2 separate regions of the Homo sapiens genome follow, and region 1 is linked to region 2. Evidence: chromatin loops called from intact Hi-C (ENCODE). Cell type or tissue: MCF 10A. All regions are shown on one strand.

Region 1 (8,000 bases), 58 kb before region 2:
TGGGTTCTCCAGAGAAGCAGAATCAAGTGTGTGTGTGTGTGTGTGTGTGTAGATAGAGGCAGAGGCAGAAAGACAGAAAAGACTATGAGAGAGATGTATGATAAAGAACTGACTTGTGTATTTATGGAAGTTGAGAAGTGCCATGATCTGCAGTCAGCAAGCTGGACCCTAAAGAGAACTAGCACAATAGTTCCAGTCTGATCTGAAGGTGTGAGAACCAGAAGAGCCAATGGTGTAAGTTCCAGCCAGAATCCAAATCTGAAGGCAGGAGAAGACTAATGTTCCAGCTCAAAACCAGGCAGGCAGAGAGAGTGAATTCTCCCTTACCCTGCCTTTTTGTTCCATTCAGGCCTACAATGGATTGGATGAAGCCTCTCCACATTGGGGAAAGCAATCTGCTTTACTCAGTCTATCAATTCAAATGTTAATTTCATCCATAAACACCCACTCCCGCACACACAGGATAATATATAACCAAATATCTGGGCACCTTGTGGTCCAGTCAAATTGACAATAAAATCAACCATCACAGTTACCAAAGTTATGGTGACTTCATGCAAGTTGGGAAGTATTCCTTTTTTTTATTCTTTGTGAAAAGTCTATAAGATTGGTGTTATTTCTTCCGTACATAGTTGCTAAAATTCACCGGTAATCTATCTGGGTGTAGAGTTTTTGCTGTGGGAAGTTTTATTAATCAGGATTTAATCAGAGAAAGGGAACTAGAATATATATAAGGATTTATTACAGAGACTTGACTTTACATAGCTGTGGTTGCTGATTAAGTCACCTGTAAGGCTATTGTCTTGAAAGTTAATATTAGAGTGTGAAATCTGCAAGGCAGGCCATGGAGAAAGGAAGATGGATGTAAAGTTGGGGAGATCAAGAACAAGCTGGAAGACACAGGAATGAGCTGGAGCACATGAGAGTAGACTGGAACTGATGTCAATTTTTCTTGCCTCTGACCTTGATGTGTGGCTCAGAAGTCCTGTTTTATGTTTGGTTGTTTAATTATTAATTTTATTTCTTTAGTAAGTTTTCTATTTTTTCTTGTATCTGTTGTGGTAAACTTTATTTTTTGAGACATTAATTGGTATAAAATTGTTAATAATGTCCTCTTATTTTCTTTATAATGTTTGTAAGGTCTATAGTTGTGTCTACTTTTTCATTCCTAATGTTGGTCAGTTTTGTCTTCTTTCTTTCCTTTTTCTTCTGATCGGTCCTACCAAAGAGTTCAATTTTATTAGTTTTTTCAAAAGAGTCAACCTTTGGTTTTGTCACTTTTATCTTTTGTAATTGTTTGTTTTCCATTTCACTAATTTCTGTTCTTAGCCTTTTTTCCTTTATTCTACTCTCTTTTGGGTTTAATTTTCTGTTCCCTTTTCAGCTTCTCTTGATGGGTACCTATGTAACTGACTTTTAGTCTTTCTTCTTTTCCAGTTCATGCATTTAAGTCTACATATTTTCCTCTAAACACAAAACTATATCGTATAACTTTTGATATGCCATATTTTCATTACTATTTAGTTCAAAATATTTTCTAACTTCCATTGTGGTCTGTTTTTGACCCATGGATTACCTAGAAGTTTATTATTATATTACCAATATTTGGGACTTTCTCATTATCTTTTTGTTATTTGTTTCTAGTTTAGTCTTATCACCATCAGAAAATATAATCCTGTATGAAGTCAATATTTTGACATTTGTTGAGCCTTGCTTTTTGGCCTAGCATATGGTCTGTTTTGGTAAATGTTCTGCAGGCACTTGAAAATAATGAGTAACTTGAAGTTCCTTGGAGCACTGTTCTACATATGTCACTTCAATTAATTGTGTTATTCAAGCTTTCTCCTTGTTTTATCATTTACTGAGAGAGGTGTATGGAAACCTCCCACTTAGATAAGCCATGGACATAGAAGTTAAGATCCCAAGAGCCTAATGAGTAAGCAGGAGGCTAAAACAAAAAGACAGTTAATCTGATTGGCATTAGAAATTAGTAGAAATTTGGGGGAGATATGAACAACTAGAGAAGAAAATAGGATATTGCCAAACTACATGATGTGGAGAAAAGATTTGCAAAGCAAGGGAATATCTAATTACCTCATTTGAATATGTTTTGAGTTCTACAATGTAAACCCTTCTCTATCTTCCCAAACATTCAGTAAAAGATGCTACCCACTAAGATACATAGTAAGAGTTTTTTATTTGTTTCTTTTGAGGAAGTCAAGAAAACAACCGAACTCTCTGCTTGGCATAGAACAGAGGCAGCTCCTGCTGTCTGTGTGTGGATCTGTCTCCCCAGCCACTAACAATGTGTTTTAAATGCATATCTGCTTGCATTTACCTTGCACAGTAGCATGATTCTGGTGTCAGAAATGCAATGAGACCACGTATAAATTGAAATATGACAGCAGAAGGAGATCAGTGAGAGAGATGCCTATAAGAATGTGAGTCTTGTCTCCTTCACTTCCCACAATTCACAGAAATCTTGGGAAGACACTCTCTTCTGGAAGGAGTGGAATGGGCATTCTGGCTGTCTTACCTAGAGCTTAAAGGTAGAGAGACCCCAGTTGGCACATGGGTTATTGCCTTCATTATTGTTGTCAGGAGATAACATTGGTAAAGCATCTAGCTCAATAGAGGGTAAATAATCAGTAGCTGCTATTCAAGATGTCTTCGTATTTTCCCATCTGCCATACTTGTGTTTAGGTTAATGTCTTTTTCAGTTAAGTGACACCTCCCACCACTGCCACATGCCTAGTACAGTATAATGGACAAAACGGACACTGAATAAATATGTTTGTTGTTCCCAGATTCCCAAAGTTTTTCAAATATAAGTAAGTTTAAGGACTGTGTTACTTATGTATTGATACAAAACAAATTACCCCATTACATAGTGGCTTAAAACAACAAATGGTTATTATCTGTCAAGATGTGGGACCAGTTAAGCTAGGTGCTTAGGGCTCAGGATCTCTCAAGAAGTTGTAGCCAACATGGGGCTGAAGTCATCTGTAGTTTTTCTGGGGCTGGAGTTTCCAAATCTAAGGTGACTCACTCCCATGGCTATTGGCACGAGGCCTCAGTTCTCACCACCTTTCCAAGGGGCTGCTCATGACACAGCAGCTGGCTTCTCTCAGAAGCAGACAGTGAGATTAAGACAAAGCCCCAGTATTGTTTATAACCCAGACTTGGAGTCACATACCATCGCTTTCACTTTATTCTCTTCATTAGAAGTAAGTCACTAAATCTAGCCCATACTAAAAGAGAAGTGAGTGAGGTTCCACCTTTTGAAGAAACTGCAGGATCATTCACGGACTCATCTTTAAAACTACTATAGGAATTCAGTGTTTTGCATATGGCAATGTGTTCAGTATATGATATCGTTTGGAGTTTGGATGTGTCCCCAGTCAAATTTCATCTTGAATTGTAGCTCCCATAATCCCCATGTGTCATGAGAGGGACCTGGTGAGATGTAATTGAGTCATGGAGGAGGTCACCCACATGCTGTTCTCATGATAGTGAGTGAGTTCTCATGAGATCTGATGGTTTCATAAGGGACTTTTCCCTTTTTGCTCAGCACTTCTCCTTCCTGCCACCATTTGAAGAAGGATGTGTTTGCTTCCCCTTTCACCATGATTGTAAGTGCCCTGAGGCCTCCCCAGCCCTGTGGAACTGTGAGTCAATTAAACCTCTTTCCTTTATAAACGATCCAGTCTTGGGCAATTCTTTATAGCAGCATGAGAACAGACTAGTATGATACAATTTTGTTAAATAGATCTAAGGAATCTCCTTAGATTGTGACATAATACTTTTAGAAACTTTCTTTCTGACAACTTTTATCCCTGCCCCCAAAAGATAAAGCAGCATTCAGTGTCCTTTCCAGTTCTAAGACCTCATGTGCCTCTATGACCTATATTCAAATCATTATCTTCTGTGGAGATGGTGCTGTTGTGTTGAATTTTCCCCTTTGCCTGCCTACTTGATTCTACAGAAGGAAAGTCACTTCATGGGACCCCTCTGTGTGTTAAGGTATGCTTGCTGAGAGTCTGGTGGCCTGACTGATGGGAGGCATCAACACAGTGTGCCATGTACAGCCATGAAGTGACAGAAGCATGGGGAAAAAGACAGACGACCCCTCACAGTTCAGGGAAGGTTGGTGATGGGCTGCTGCTTATGTTAAGTCAATAATAGTCACATGCACATTATTCTTCTAGTAATTAGACTTAATTTGTTGAACATTTTCCCCAGCTTTGTCCCAAGAAGGGTTTAAAGTGCTTGATTTTCACAAGTAGTCCTTCCAGCTCATCCACAAATCAATGTCCAGCTGGGTGCAGTGACTCAAGCTTGTAATCCCAGCAGTCTGGGAGGCTGGTGGGAGGATTGCTTGAGCCCTGAAGTTTGAGACCAGTTTGGGAAACATAGTGAAACCTCTTCCCTACAAAAAAGTAAACAATTAGCTAGCCATTGTAGCAAGCACCTATAGTCACAGATACTCCAAAGGCTGAGGTGGGAAGATCACCTGAGCCCAAGAGATCAAGGCTACAGTGAGCATGATCACCCCACTGCACTTTGGCCTGGGCAACTGAGAGAGATCCTGTCTCAAAAAAGAAAAAAAAATCCTATTTTTAAGCCTTAAAGATCAAGGTGGCAGTGAGCAGCGATCAAACCACTGTACTTTGCCTTGGCAACTGAGAGAGACTTTGTCTCAAAAAAGAAAACAAACAAACAAAAAAAATTTCCTATTTCTAAGCCTTCAAAAGGTAAGACATTTTTAATTATTTTAACTCCATAGTGAAACTTTCTTATATTACCCCAAATTCTATTTTTTATCAAAATTTAGGGAAAACAATTTAGAGAAATGTTTTTATTAAGCAACATAGTTTACAAATGGAGGTAATTTCCCACTGCATAGATACCATGTGTTTTTTAAGTTGAGGTTCTTCATGTGTATTTTCCCACTTTCATTAATCTCTTCTTTTTATCTTACATACTTTTTTTCTTAGATTTTCCCAGCCAATAACTTCTTGTTTTAAATGTTTCATAAAAAGTATTTGGGAGTATTCATATGAAAATGATGGTTGTTTTCATAATTGTGTCCTTCTTTGTAGGATCCAAATCTAAAAAAATAAAAAATAAATAAAAAGTTATTGGCATGTAAAAACCATTCAGAAAGGTATGTTCTTATGTAAAATTTCAATCATAAAATAAAATAGCAAATGAATAAATAAAAAAGATTCATGCATATAGGAAAGGCAAACTAAAATTTTAACCCCCAAAGTCCTCTTTCCATGGTTATGGATAATTCCAAAAGCACATCTGTTTAAGAATTATTGGCTAGCATTGCTGAAAAATAAGTCCAGATTTTCTCTTTCATCTTGAGTTTGAATAATATTCTCTTATAGGCAAAGGGGCCATTAAGCCTGAAATGCTATTCATGTTACATTTATGCATATAAAAATCTATTTTGGCAGAACTTCTAAATTGTCTACATGTGTTAATGTGCTGCAGATTAACTCTTTGCACATGAATAACTATTTAATTATACAGCTCTGGTTGATATGATAGAATACAAAAGACACTAGGAAGAAAGCTAAGACTTGCACATAAGAGGCCACTTCCTTCCTTTTCTTCATAAGCAACCATAATATCTAACCTCTATAATGTAAGAGACAGGAGACCTGCTTCCTTTGTCATCTTAAAAGAATAATAACAAGGAATATCAAATTTAACATCACCTTTGATTCTGCTATTTCACTTCTAGAGCTAGACCCTAAGGAAGTAATCAAGGTTATGCTCAAACAGATAAGAATTCCTTAGAAGACTTTTTATAATAATAAAATAATAAATATGCAAAAATAACAAAATCGATTAGCTAAATGTTGGTGCATCCATACAATGAAATATTATGCAATGATTAAAACATATTTTAAGAAGAATACTTTATTATGGAATGAAGTTCATAATATACTATTTGGATGAAAGAATCAGATTAGCAAATAGAACAAAAACACACATATACACACAGATATACGCACATACATATATGTGTCATACATTTACAAAAGAAGGATAATTGTGTGATGTATAGATATATATAAGAGTTGTGTCAGCAAGATGGCAAAATAGGACTTTCCAGTGCTTGTCCCTGTAGAAACATCCATTTGAACAACTATCCATGCACAAAAATATCTTCACAAGAGCTAAAGATTTCAGATGAGAGATTATAGCATTTGAATGTATTAGAGAAATAAGAAAAGTCTCATTGAGAAGGGTAAGAAGGACAACTTCACATTACTTCTATCACTCCTCCCCCAAGACTAGGTAGCATAGTAAGTAGAGAGATAGATACTCTCTGCATAGGGTAAAATGAGTGAAGTAAGCACCCAACTTTGCCACAGACTCCAGCACCAGGTCCAGGCCAATGAACATTGGCACCAGGCTGGCACCCACAGACCAAGCTTCCAGGCCCACCTAAACACCAGGCCAGCCCCAACAACCCCAGTCCCTAAGCCGGCCCTAGCAAATTCAGGCTCCATCCCCACCCAAGGCTCCAGACTGGCATCAGTTTCGGGCCACCCCCAAAAGCCCCAGATTCCAGGCCAGAACACATGGACCCAGCCTTTATGCCTACCCCAGCTCCAGGCCAGCCCTGTGGTCCCTGACTCCAGTGCCCATGGACCTGGCCTCCAGAGCAATACCCACAGACCCAGGCTCCAAGCCCAACCTGGTGCTAGGCTGGCCCCTATGCAACCAGCTCCAGGCCACCCCTTATAACCCCAGGCACCAGGACAGCATTGCCAGTTCCAGGTTCTAGACTGGCCCTGTGAACCCAGGCTTTAACCCACCCGAGCTCCAGACCAGTCCCTGCAGCCCAGGTAACAGAATCTAGGCCTGCTCCACCAATTCCAGAGTACAGGCCCATAGGACACCTATGGAGGAGACCCCAGCACTGAGTTTAACATAGGAGGCCTAGGCTCCATGGGCCCAGGTTCCAGATCTATCCCAATGGATCCAGGCACCAGGTTCATTCCAGCACCAGGGTGGCTCCTGCAGACTCAGGCTGAAGGCCTAACCCCACACATCTACCCCAGGAATCAGGTTGGCTCTCATGGACCCAGACTTCAAGTCCAGTCCCTATTGACACAGGCTCCAGGCCCATCCCAATGGACCCCAGCACCAGGCTGGCCCCCAGAGACCCAGGCACAAAGCCTATCCACTTGCTGATCCAGGCACCAAGCAAGTTGGCCCAAGAACTCTAGCATAAGTCCACCCATGAGCCCAGCTAGATAGCCCACTGAGAATCTTTGGACCAGCCAACTGGTAAAGGCATTCCCTGCCAAGCCAATCTGTAAAGACTAGAAGAGATGCCCACTTTTTCAAATGTACAGATACCAGGGCATGTCCATAAAGATCATAAATAATCAAGGAAACATGATACTACCAAAGGAACAAATAAAGCACAAGTAACTGATGCTAATGAAAAACAGCATAATGAAAAATTCAAAATAATCATCTTGAAGCTAAGTGAGCTACAAGAGAACACAGATGGACAACTAAACAAAATAAGAAAAAAGAGTACATAAACAGAATGAAAAGTTCAATAAAGAGATAGAAATCACAAAAAAGAACCAAACAGAAATTCTAGAGCTAAGGAACATCATAACTAAACTGAAAAATTCAATAAAGAGATTCAACAGCAGACTCAATCAAGGAGAACAATCAGAGAGCTCAAAGTCTGGTCATTCAAAATTACCCAACCAGAGTCATAGAAAAAAGAATGAAAAAGTGGAGATAGCCTACAGAAATTATAGGTCATCATTAAGTAAACCTTATTGGTGTTTCAGAAGAAGCAGAGAAAGAAGGAAAAAGGGAGAGAAAGCTTATTTTAAAAAAAGCAGCTGAACTTTCCAAATTTGGAGAGGAAGATTCACATGCAGATCCATGAAGCCCAAATAACTCCCAAATATATTAAATATAAAGAGAGTGCTACCAAGACACATTATAAT
Region 2 (8,000 bases):
ACAAACAGAGAGCCAAATCATGAGTGAACTTCCATTCACAATTGCTACAAAGAGAATAAAATACCTAGGAATCCAACTTAAAAGAGATGTGAAGGACCTCTTCAAGGAGAACTACAAACCACTGCTCAATGAAATAAAAGAGGACACAAACAAATGGAAGAATATTCCATGCTCATGGATAGGAAGAATCAATATCATGAAAATGGCCATACTGCTCAAGGTAATTTATAGATTAAATGCCATCCCCATCAAGTCACCAATGACTTTCTTCACAGAATTGGAAAAAACTACTTTAAAGTTCATATAGAACCAAAAAAGAGCCCACATAGCCAGGACAATCCTAGGCAAAAAGAACAAAGCTGGAGGCATCAGGCTACCTGACTTCAAACTATACTACAAGTCTACAGTAACCAAAACAGCATGGTACTCATACCAAAACAGATATATAGACCAATTGAACAGAACAGAGGCCTCAGAAATAACACCTCACATCTACAACCATCTGATCTTTGACAAACCTGACAAAAACAAGAAAGGAGGAAAGGGTTCCCTATTTAACAAATGGTGCTGGGAAAACTGGCTAGCCATATGGAGAAAGCTGAAACTGGATTTCTTCCTTGCACTTTGTACAAAAATTAATTCAGGATGGATTAAAGACTTAAATATTAGACCTAAAACCATAAAAGCGCTAGAAGAAAACCTAGGCAATACCATTCAGGACATAGGCATAGACAAAGACTTCATGACTAAAACACCAAAAGCAACGCAACAAAAGCCAAAATTGACAAATGGGATCTAATTAAACTGAAGAGCTTCTGCACAGCAAAAGAAACTACCATCAGAGTGAACAGGAAACCTACAGAATGGGACAAAATTTTTGCAATCTATCCATGTGACAAAGGGCTAATATCCAGAATCTACAAAGAACTTAAACAAATTTACAAGAAAAAAAAAACAAACGACTCCATCAAAGAGTGGGCAAAGGATATGAACAGACACTTCTCCAAAGAAGACATTTATGCAGCCAACATACACATGAAAAAATGCTCATCATCACTGGGCATCAGAGAAATGCAAATCAAAACCACAATGGGATACCATCTCACACCAGTTAGAATGGTGATCATTAAAAACTCAGGAAACAACAGATGCTGGAGAGGATATGGAGAAATAGGAACGCTTTTATACTGTTGGTGGGAGTGTAAATAAGTTCAACCATTGTGGAAAACAGTGTGGTGATTCCTCAAGGATCTAGAACTAGAAATACCATTTGACCCAGCCATCCCATTACTGGGTATGTACCCAAAGGATTATAAATCATGCTACTATAAAGATACATGCACACGTATGTTTATTACAGCACTATTCACAATAGCAAAGACTTGGAACCAACCCAAATGTCCATCAATGATAGACTGGATTAAGAAAATGTGGCACATATACACCATGGAATACTAGGCAGCCATAAAAAATGAGTTCATGTCCTTTGCAGGGGCATGAATGAAGCTGGAAACATCATTCTCAGCAAACTATCACAAGGACAACAAACCAAACACCACATGTTCTCACTCATAGGTGGGAATTAAACAATGAGAACACACGGACACAGGGCGGGGAACATCACACACTGGGGCCTGCTGTGGGGTGGGGTGAGGGGGGAGGGATAGCATTAGGAGGAATACCTAATGTAAATGACGAGTTGATGGGTCCAGCAAACCAACATGGCACATGTATACCTATGTAACAAACCTGCACGTTGTGCACATGTACCCTAGAACTTAAAGTATAATTTTTTAAAAAAACTAGAGAAGATAGCTATTAACAACATGGCAAAATGTTGAGAATTGCTGAAACAGGATGAAGGATACATGAGGGATCATTATACTCTTTAATTTCATACGTTTAGAATTTTATATAATTAATTTTTTTTAAGAATGTAAAACTATACTTACAAAGTTTCATGTATTTTTCACTCTTTCTGAAAAGCACTTTAGAACTGTTTTTTGTTTGAAGAAGCAAGTCAAGGTTTTTCTTAGGACCAAATAGCATATTCAGCCCGATAATTAACATCATTGTCCCTGTTATAAGAGAAAGAAAGAATATGTTATAGTCTGATCCAAAAATCCTTCCAATGTTGTATTCCAGCAGCTGAGAGTTCCTTGAAAGGAACATACCCTGGAAATTCATGTACTGATTTAATTTATCTCAGAACCTAAACAATTACTCTAGTAGTGCTTTTGATAACTGGAAAATATCAGGTAGGGTTCTAGGAATCGTGCTTTAAATGACAGGACCCCAGCCTTTTCCCGATACATATTTCTTTGAATTTCTTGAGTATTTCCTAGTTGTTAGGTTGCTGAACGTGTTCATGACTGACTGTTGATTGGGCAGGGGACAGTGAAGTCTTCTGAGCTCCCATAGGGATGCAATAAGAGCCCTTCCGTGCACCAGGTTGAGGATCACAATGGATCATACGTAGGCTCTTAATATGGCAGTGCTTGTGATAATTCTGCCCCAGGATGTGAGTTTTCTGGGCACAGAGGCCTCACAGAGGATGCATGCTGGAAATCACAGTGTGCCAACAGGCCAGCCAATAAAGTGGAGCTAAATTGGGATATGCAACAAACTAGCTTACACTTAAAGTTTACTTACTTCATCTAAAACCATACATACTAAGAATGGAAACAGAGATATGCTGCCATATGGAAATTAAGAAATTAAGGCATTTAAGAAATGTCAAGTAAAAGTCAGAAGCCAAGCAAAAACAGCGGTGTCCAATTTTCCAGGAAATAGCAGGAGGAATCCAGGAAATAAATTTATAACTAAATTCTGATATAATAAATATTCTTTTCAACTCAGTTGTATTAAAAGCCACTCTGAATATTACCAACATTTCTTGGCTTTTGTGGCCTCATCAAATAACATCACTCTTATTTTTCTTTAAAGTTCTTAGTTGTATGAAGCTGTAATTATGCACTGTTTCTACAATTCCATAAGTAGTGAGAAGAAACTAAAAAAAAAACTCATCGTTCATAAAATTCTAAAGAAACAAACTCATGCATGGAATAGCTCTTACTTTCATTTGTTTTTTTCTCATGGCAGATCCCTAAGCAAGCTGGTATAAGAAAAAAAGCAGGGCATTGGACAAGAAAACAAAGCAGGAGAGAGTACACACACCTGAAATAAATCAGAAGAAATACAAAGTTTGCAAAGCCAAGGTTACCACGGAGGAAATGCAGCAATGTGTTTCTCTCATTAGATGAAAGCTTGAGTATTTACCAGAAATACCAAATTCTCCAAGTTAATTCAAAAATATTTCATGTAATTTTAAAATATGTCTTTCAAACCAGCCTCTCCTGACAGATGTCTAGCTCGTGGGGTAGAAAAGCATATGGCAAAATGTGCAGAGTAGTCGGATGTCTGTCAGGGCACCAGGGGAACTGTAACAGAACCCAGGTAGATGTAATCCCAGCACCTTGGGAGGCTGAGGCAAGAGAATTGCGTAAGCCCAGGAGTTCGACGCCAGCCTGGGCAACAAAGTGAGACCCCATCTCTACAAAAAACAACATAATCAGCCAGGCATGGTGGTGTGTGCCTGGAGACCCAGCTACTTGGGAGGTTGAGGGGGGAGCTCAAGGATACAGGGAGCTATGACTGCACCACTGCACTCCAGCTGGAGGAACAGAACAAGACCCTGTCTCAAAAAAAAAAAAAAGAAAAAAAAAAAACAGAACCCTAATAGAAGCCTTCACTTCTCCTGAGTAGCACTCACACAACTGTAATTTCTTAAGTATTTGTCTCGTTTTATATATGATGTTTCCCCCATTCAACTAAAGCTCCAGGTAGGCAAGGACAGTGGGTGTTTTTAATATTTCAGCAGCTGGGAGTGGTAGATAAAGTAGACCAGAAGAGTGAGAGGGTGGGAAAGGGGGCAATGATGAGAAATTGATTAATGGATACAATGTACCCTGTCAGGGTGATGGATACTCTAAATGCCCTGACTTAACCACTATGCAACCTATGCATGTAACAAAATTGCAATTGTACCCCACAAATTTATACAGATAAAAATGTGTAAAAATAATCTTCAGTATCTGGCACTGTTCCTGGAACATAAGGTACATGATCATTTTTTTTCAAAATGTAGACAACCAGTGAAATCGTGTTAATATTTTTAATGAATAAGTGAACAAACAAACAAGTAGATCCCTTATTAACATGTTTTTTCTCCTCATCTTTCAAACACTTTGTAGAAGTATTTGACATGTTACTTAAGCTAAAATTATGTAAACTAAAATGATTCACAACATTCGATTTATGTATGCCTAGTATACACCAATAATTGTATTATTGCCAGAAGCCAATTTTTAAAATATTAAAATTGAACTAAGTTTATGAAATTATAATTTTGGTATGTGAATCAATTTTTAAAATATTAAACTGAGCTAAGTTTATTAAATTATAATTTTGGTATGCAAATTCATAACCACTAAAATGGTAAATATATTTGTTCTATGACTTGGAGATTTACCATTTACACTAAGATATATGAATTTTTTGTTACAAATATGGTAAATAAAAATAATAGAGTCTAGGTGTGGTGGCTCACACCTGTAATCCTAGCACTTTGGGAAGCCAAGGCAGGAGGATCACTTGAGGCCAGGAGTTCAAGACCAGCCTGTGCAACATAGCAAGACCCCTGTCTCTACAAAAAATTTTTTAAATTAGTGGAGTGTGGTGGCCCACACCTAGTAGACCCAACTACTTGGGAGGCAGAGGTAGAAGGATCGCTTGAGCCCAGGAGCTCAAGGCTGCAGTGAGCTGTGATCACATCACTGCCAGAGTAAGACCTCATCTCAAAAAACATTCATAAATAAAATTCAGGGGAACCCCAAAAAATCACAATCCCCATGTATATTTACGAGCCAACCACTGAAGTGGCAGCATGAGTATCATGATCATACCTTTTCCTAACGCATCGTATAACACAAGTGTTACATTGTTTACGCTTTAGTATGGACTGAATCTTTTCACAACTAATTAATTTAAAAGACCTTTGTAGTAATAAGTATTACAGAAATGCGCTGGTAAATTAATACATTTGATTTTAATTTATAATTTAGACATCACTCCAGGTTTTGTGTTTTAATCAAGAGAGTCTATTTTACCAAGAAAGCTAGATCATCCTGCTTATTTCCACCAGTTACATAAAGTGCTAAATCCTGGTCAGTCCATAAGGATATTTTTGAGCAATTATTTTAATCCAGACCTTTCAAATGTACTCACCCAAAAGCACATCTGATCTTTCTCTAGCGTAGACACCTCCTGGGACAAACTTAAAAGCTGTGCACCAGGCACAGAAAAATATTTCTAGAAGATAAAATATCATGGCAATGGTCATGGTTTTCCCAGGGTTTGTCCCTGAGTTAATAAGGTGTCCAAGTGTTTGGGGCCACATGGATGCAGTAAAGATGGCGAAGACACAGCCAGACACAGCAGCTGCCCATGTGTGCAGGTAAAGGAGCCCCGCAGCTGAAGCTGTTCCTGTTTGTGAGAGAGAAAAGAATCAGACAGGAAAGCAGTCGAGCTTAGAGGATGACCAATTTATAGCCTTTAGGACCAGAACAGACCTTAGGGGTATACTGATCCAATCTCCAGACAGATGAGAAAACTAAGATCTGACAAGGTTAATGTGATTTGCCTAATGTCACACAGCCAGTTATTGTCTCAACTGGAGGTAGAATGTGGATCTAGTAAATCTCAGTTCACTGCTATTTCCTCAGAAAGGGCAGGAGGAGTGAAAAGGGTATTTTTAGGTAATTGCTGTTAAGATCCTAACAGCAATAAAAACTAAAATTTCTGCAATACCAAAAATATGTCCAAAAATATTACATTTAACCAATCAGATGCAGGACATTAGAAAACAGGTAGAGTGTGGTTTCTAGAACACCTCTGTTAAGGGGCTTCTAAGGAATTTCTGTCCATCTAAATGCTACCACCTGTCCTACAAGAGGTACATTGACTTTTCCAACCACACAGCCCCAAGAGAAGACATAGCATTTGTAGGCTCACTGCTTTAGCAATTCTGCAATCAGTTCATTCATTACCCAACAGCCTGCTAGGTGTCAGGAGCTATGCATTCTGCCTGATCCACAGCAGGCACTCTGTAAATGTTAGTTTATTGAGCCAATGCTGAGATCACATAACCTTTCCCCCAATCCTTGTGAAATCAGCTTTGAAATAGCACTGCAGGGTCCACTCCATCTTGGGACCATCAATATAACCCCTTTCCATAGAAAATATGGCATTTTTGAAACATTCCAATCCATGTTGTATAATTGGGACCCACCCTTCAAGGGTAGCTAGAGCAGGCTCTTCACTACTTCGGCCAAGAACTCCAGAAAGGAGTGGGAAGCAGAAAGTGGCCCCAGTCAGCATCTTAATGCCCCATAGCTCAATAAGTTCATCAATACATTCCATTGCACCATCACAGGGCAATGCCACCTGCCTGACTGCCTATTTCTCCCCACTTCAAAAAGAACATCTCTCAGATGAGCATGAGAACTAGATTCCAAGGTCCTCTACAACCCATGGAGTTTAACTCCATAGGGAGATTTCAAATACCTAGATTCTCAATGGAATTTTTTCATTTTAAAATAAAACAACTGTAATGCCTATTTGCTTTAGAAATTTTAAAAATACAGAACTGAAAAGAAGCAATTAAGGATTGTCTAAGACGGAGATAACCACAGCCAATATTTCTGTGTATTTCTAAGTCTCTTCTGTGTATATACAGAAGTATTTTTACATAAATGGAATTGTACCACATATTAAAGACTATATGCTGCTATTTATGAAACATTATATCAGGAACATTTACTAGTGTAAATAATTTTTTTCTAAAACATTTTAATGTACATATAATACTTCACTGGATAAATACACCACAATATAAGTAAGCATTTTCCTATTGCTGGCCATTTGTGAAGGTTCCTATGTCAAGCTTTTAAAACAACAGTGTGATGAACATCTTTTTTTGTCAATGATCCCTTACCACATTACCTATTATTTCCTTAAAACAGATTCCTAGCAACACAACTCTTATGTCAAGGGGCATAAGTATTTTAAAGTCATGACTTGTGACCAGTTGCTTTCCTGAAAGCAACTTTCAGGAAACCTTATACCCAGCTTTCAGGAAACCTAATACTTGTCTTTGCTTCCTGCAGAAAACTTGCCAAGTCTTGACACCTCTCACATCCTGCCAAAATTTCATCTTTAATTTGGTAAAAATCTTTACCAAATATATGTAATAATACCAAAAATCTTTACCAAATTAAGGTCGAAAATGCTATGACATTTTAAATTGCACTTATTTGACTGTTAGTGAGGTTGAATTTTTCTTACTTACGGCTTACAATGACTGTTTTTAAAAGAATGATCCCGAATTTGATATTCTAATCTAAAGACGTTAGAATAATATTGTTCTCCTTACTACAGAGAATTATCTAGAGGGAATGAAAACATCTCTCAAATTTATCTTGACTGTTATCATTTTTATTTCTATTTTTAAATAGGCTCTATATTTTAAATCCACCAAAATTGTACTGTTTAAATAGGTTATAAATTCAAAATTACAATTCAAATGCTACAAAAGGGACTTTCTGACCCGTAACCCATTTGTTCCCCTTAGTGAAGGCAACCAATCCAGTGTAAGCACTTACCATTGCATCCTTCCAGAGATACCCTACACATACAAAGAAATACATATGTGCATGCATTTCCCTTCCTTTTTGTACACCAATGACAGTATATGATACGCACTGTTAGTCACTTTACCTTTTTCATTTAACTGTATTCCTTAACTGCTTTTGTTTGAGGCCCTCCAATAATCTCCCCCAAATCTGTACAACATCAAAGACATCAAGCAGAAGTAATAGTTAACTATTTCAATAACAATTATAATAACTGACATGTAAGTTTTCAATAAATGAAGTTTTCCA

The links. A loop is a pair of places that touch in the nucleus more often than their neighbours do. Peaks named below come from ENCODE experiments on the same cell type or tissue, not always from the same donor. Only the 100,000 strongest peaks of a DNase experiment are listed, where the experiment ranks them.
Region 1: it touches region 2 in a loop (7-fold over the local background); 2 of 110 quality-filtered maps call a loop at or near these places.

What each region holds. Positions count from the first base shown.
Region 1 is chr4:49,058,923-49,066,922 of GRCh38, reverse strand. CWH43 (cell wall biogenesis 43 C-terminal homolog) reads right to left here. Exons shown (of 16, transcript NM_025087.3): 16 at 4,844-5,111. The coding sequence ends at 5,033. Among named protein-coding and RNA genes, the nearest start is that of CWH43, 77 kb to the right of the region's middle. In MCF 10A, no CTCF peak of the experiment used is centred here; a DNase peak (open chromatin) is centred at 3,072.
Region 2 is chr4:49,001,279-49,009,278 of GRCh38, reverse strand. It overlaps CWH43 (cell wall biogenesis 43 C-terminal homolog), which reads right to left. Exons shown (of 16, transcript NM_025087.3): 7 at 5,287-5,544; 8 at 1,953-2,078. Among named protein-coding and RNA genes, the nearest start is that of CWH43, 19 kb to the right of the region's middle. In MCF 10A, no CTCF peak of the experiment used is centred here; no DNase peak of the experiment used is centred here.